2 separate regions of the Homo sapiens genome follow, and region 2 is linked to region 1. Evidence: read pairs that join two places in POLR2A ChIA-PET (ENCODE). Cell type or tissue: OCI-LY7. All regions are shown on one strand.

Region 1 (2,500 bases):
TAATAATGCATCAGAGTAATTTTTTTCCCTCTGTTGTCAGGTTGCTATCAAGATCATAGATAAGACCCAGCTGGATGAAGAAAACTTGAAGAAGATTTTCCGGGAAGTTCAAATTATGAAGATGCTTTGCCACCCCCATATCATCAGGCTCTACCAGGTAGGATCATTAGTGTATAGCAGATAGCTGCAAAGAACCCAGAATATTGTATGTATGGCTCCCTTTGAAGAAATGTGGGTGGGTGAACATCTGTGACTTTTTTTGTTTCTATGTTAATCCTGCTATCTTTCCTACCCTTCTGTTTACGCGCTCAGCACTTAGTATCCTCAAGTTTCCCCTGGCCATTTACTAGTACGTTTTCCTTACCCAGGTAGGTCTTTTTAATTTGTTCTTTAAAATTTGATGCCATTCTTAGCAACAACTACACAAAATGTTAATTCAGAAGATGATGAGAATTTATTTTATTTAGTTCAGAGTTCTAACACAGGATGGGAAACTCAAAAAGAAGAGAATTTAGAGAGGTGAAAAGTTAGAGATGAATATAACATTTTTTTAATAGCATTATTTGAATACTAGTTTCTGTGATCATGTTATAAATTGTTATGGCAAAGGACTGCTTCTTGGATCAATCAAAACCTACCTCTTTTCTATTCTAATAGGATTGTAGACTTAGTTTTCCAAGGTAGTAATTATTTTGATAATCAAGAGACCAGATCAAGTGACCAGATCTCTCCAATAGGAGAGATTTCTATTTTAGTTTTTTTTTTTTTTGGTCTTCCCAAGAAACATGCATATTTCATGCCATCATCAAAATGATTCCCTAGCATAACTACAAAAGCAGTAAATCTGATGGCTGGAATTTCAAGCGGGATAGGAGGAGAGGACCTTGCCTTAGCAGGCTGGTGAAAGAGATATTTTGGGAGAGGTGGGGCTTCGGGATGCTTCTCAAATTGCAATGTGTTGGCAGCCGAGAACTTTGCCTCTGCATAGGCCCAACTCTACTTGCTGCTTTCTGCCAGAACAGCCATCTCTTAGTTCTGAAGGACGTGGCCACCCACTTGGTTATTTTGCTGCTGTTAGTCTGCAGTAAATGGTTACTGGCCCAGACATAGGACCATGTGTAAAAGTGGAGAAAGTACACCCAAGGCTCTATGGGCAAGCTTTCGTAGCCTCTTAGTTTTATGGAAAAGAAAACATGTTGTGATATTAACATGTGTGGTTAAAACTACAGCGTTAGAGCTCTTCCCTGGCATCAGCTGCTCACATAATGAAATTAGGTCAACAGGAGCAGACCTGTTGAAATTTATCAGCCTAAATTATGTTGAACAACGCCTACCTTCTGCCCCACAAGCAAACTTATGAAAGCTTCCTGGTGCTGCCTGAAGACCTATATCTGTGAGCTCACAGGTGTCTAACCTCAGCTTCCTTCCTATCCTGATGGGCTGAATAAATTTCTTGACCTTACCTTTTAAAATAAATCATCTTTAAATAATTGTGGGGCTTAGGCTGACCTTTCTCAAGAGGTTGACTTATAGCTATTACCCTTGTAACTGAATTCTGCAAGTTTGCCTGTCTTACCCAAGATTAGCCTATGAGGATTTCCACAGGTCCAGTGCTAGCTTTGAGCAGTGCCTTCTTTCAAGCTTTAATTTTGCTTTCTGGCAGCTGGGTTTTTTAAATTTTATTTATTTATTTATTTATTTATTTTTGAGACGAAGTCTCACTCTGTTGCCCGGGCTGGAGTGCAGTGGCATGATCTCTGCTCACTGCAGCCTGCGCCTCCTGGGTTCAAGTGATTCTACTGCCTCAGCCTTCCAAGTAGCTGGGATCACAGGCATGTGCCACCACGCCCAGCTAATTTTTGTATTTTTAGTAGAAACGGGGTTTCACTGTGTTGGCCAGGCTGGTCTCGAACTCCTAATCTCAAGTGATCCACCCACCTCGGCCTCCCAAAGTGCTGGGATTACAGGCGTGAGCCACTGCGCCTGGCCGGAACTGAATTTTTAATTGTATTTAGTTTTAATTAATTTAAGTGTAAAACTAAAAATAATTTTAAAAAGAATTGTTGAAATGATAGTATTTTGGATATATTGGGGTAAATAAAAAGTAGTATTAGAATTATCTTCACCTTTTCCTTTTTCCTTTTTAAATGTGGCTACTAGAAAAGTTAAAATAATATATGCAGTTCATATTATATTTCTATTGGACAGCACTGTTGTAGAAAGATATACAATAAGCAGAGAACAGTGTTCCTCTGGGGATTGAGATGGAGGAGATTGGGAAGAGGAAAGCCTTTGGTCTTTTGTTTTATAATGAGTGTATGTAATCATTATTACTTTTAAAAATGTTTGATGGAAAATGTAAAAAGGAAGAAAGGACTGACAACATACTACAATGAATTTTAAAAAGGAGCAACAAAGGGACCAAGACAAAACACAAATCACTTACGTTACTTTAAAAGGTTGAGTATTTTAAATTACTGTTCTCTTTTTTTCAAATAAA
Region 2 (2,500 bases), 1.5 Mb after region 1:
GCTTTGAATATGATTCCTGCTTTTCACAAAAATATGTCTTTGATTATCTTTTCATAAATGCATGACCTGGAGCTAAAATTTTCTGTCAGTGTCTTCTGTGGAGTTGTATATTAATGGTTTGACTTGGCATTATCAGCGGAAGAGCTATGCCACTACAGTATTTAAACTGCATGCCAGACATGGCAGCTGGTACAGTAGATAATAATGAATTGAAGTTTTCACAAGCCTTGTGGTGTTTTCTTACCATTGTTTGTTTTCGGTTTTCCTTTTGTATGAACACAAAAGGAGTAGGATGCACCAACTACAGTGAGGCAGATATAAGGTCTTTCTACCCTAAGATCACCTTGGCCTTTTCTTTCATGCAGCTTCTTCCAGGAAGGCTACTTTGATTATCCCACTTAGAATCAAAGTCTTTTTTTTTTTTTTTTTTTTTTTTTTTTTGGAGACAGTCTCACTCTGTTGCCTGAGCTGGAGTGCAGTGGAGCAATCTCAGCTCTGCCTCCCAGGTTCAAGTGATTCTCCTGCCTCAGCCCCTTGAGTAGCTGGAACTACAGGTGCACATCACCATGTCTGGCTAAATGTTGTATTTTTAATAGAGACTGGGTTTTGCATGTTGGCCAGGCTGGTCTCGAACTCCTGACCTCAGGTGATCCACGTGCCTTGGCCTCCCAAAGTGCTGGGATTACAGATGTGAGCCACTGGGCCTGTCCAGAATCAGTCTTTTTAAAAATTTTAATCGTTCCTTGTCTTTATAACTGTTCTGTCATATTCCTTATTTGCCTTGCATATGTCTTCTCTTAACTTTTGAAAACTTGTAACTCAAGCAGACTCTTTAAAACATCTCTTTTTTTAGGTTTTAGCTACCGGCCATAGGATCTAACAGGTGCAACAAATAATCAGTATATAATATATGAATGATGACCACTTGGTGAAATTAACTGTCAGTTATATAGAGAAAGGGTGATGAATTTAAGAATAGCCAACATTTGGTTAGCCATTTATAGATTAGAAATTGCTCTCATATGTGTTACTTCGTTTGCTCTCATGTGTTATCTCATAATAGTACTATGAGGTAGGGAATAGTTCACTTTCCAGGTATGAAAACTGTCAGAGGTTAAGAGATTTTCCCAAAGTCACTGCAACCACTCCATATTTTAACTGGGATTTGAAACCAATTTTTCAAGCTCAAAACTCTTCCCTCATTAGACCACTCTGCTAGAAGATATATATGCTAGTTCTTCCTCATCCAAGTCTAAAGTCGTAGATCCTTTTAAAATGCTGATCCTCCTTATTAGGGGATAATTGATGCCTAGAAAAGGTCACCTAAGTGAATCTACTTAAATCAGGCACCGGAATTTCACAGTAAATAGAGAAAAAGAGATTTGCTTGAACTTCATTGTGGAAGTGAAACTAATAATGAGGAATACCTTTTATATTTAACAACATTTAAACTATAATTGCATCTATGTGCCAATTCTTAGAATGAGCAAGAATGAAGTGTTGATTGTTTTCCAGGGCAATTTTTCTGACAAGTTGGATGACAAATGCCACAGTGTCCTTCCCTTTATTGTAAGTGTTTAGCCTGAATTTATTCTTGTGACTTTTCCGTTCTAGTGGTTCTTTGGTCTAACTTTACTAGAAACTCTTTGGCTCATGATTTGGCTTGTTATTCAAGCTGTCTTATCATCACTTTCATTGATTTTACCAAATTCTGTTCCTTTGATGAGATTTACAAATTTATTATTTATTATTTTTTTTTAAGAGTTGCACTTCTATATTGCAGTCTGTTTTCTTTGTATATGTGGTATAGAATCGTCCAGAGACCTACAAAGAATATAACTCTGTGGACAGAGATAGACTGTTGTGTTAATTTGGGTGGGGATTAATTTTTTAAGTGGTTTCTGTGTTACTTTTATGATGACTTTGGCCTTCTAACTATGGGGGCTTAAATGATGAATATTAAGATAACTAGGGCTCCCTGAATTAGTAAAAATATCATATTGATGTTCTTTACATAGTTGAAGTGTTGGGTGTTTTTTTTCTACTCCGCAATTATCTACTTTCATGAAAATAAAAGTCCATTGGGCTAAATATAATTGATGTAACAAAAAATAAGCAAATGGTTCTAGAAGAGGGCTTCATTTTAAGGCAGCATTTGCCTTAGTTAACAGATTAACAATTGTATGCTTTGTGTGTGTGTGTATATACTTATTTAAGCAGTATTTGCATAAGGAATTATTCCTTATGAGTGTGATATCATGAGACTGATGGTGGAAATCAGCTTGAGATTAATTTTAGCATAATGGTTAAGAACTGAACTGGAGCCGGGTGTGGTGGCTCACACCTGTAATCCCAGCACTTTGGGAGTCCGAGGCGGGTGGATCATGAAGCCAGGAGTTTGAGGCCAGCCTGGCCAACATGGTGAAACCCCATTTCTACTAAAAATACAAAAATTAGCTGGGCATGGTGGCGTGTGCCTGTAATCCCAGCTACTCCACAG

Evidence for each region. ChIA-PET counts read pairs that join two places held together with the same protein. Peaks named below come from ENCODE experiments on the same cell type or tissue, not always from the same donor. Only the 100,000 strongest peaks of a DNase experiment are listed, where the experiment ranks them.
Region 2: POLR2A ChIA-PET joins it to region 1 with 5 read pairs; 2 of 35 experiments call an interaction of 5 or more read pairs at or near these places.

What each region holds. Positions count from the first base shown.
Region 1 is chr11:116,954,605-116,957,104 of GRCh38, reverse strand. It overlaps SIK3 (SIK family kinase 3), which reads left to right. Exons shown (of 25, transcript NM_001366686.3): 2 at 41-157. Among named protein-coding and RNA genes, the nearest start is that of APOA1, 120 kb to the right of the region's middle. In OCI-LY7, no CTCF peak of the experiment used is centred here; a DNase peak (open chromatin) is centred at 1,394; H3K4me3 peaks cover 1,382 bases; H3K27ac peaks cover 2,500 bases.
Region 2 is chr11:115,413,765-115,416,264 of GRCh38, reverse strand. The region is part of intron 1 of CADM1 (cell adhesion molecule 1); the gene reads left to right. Among named protein-coding and RNA genes, the nearest start is that of CADM1-AS1, 18 kb to the right of the region's middle. In OCI-LY7, no CTCF peak of the experiment used is centred here; no DNase peak of the experiment used is centred here.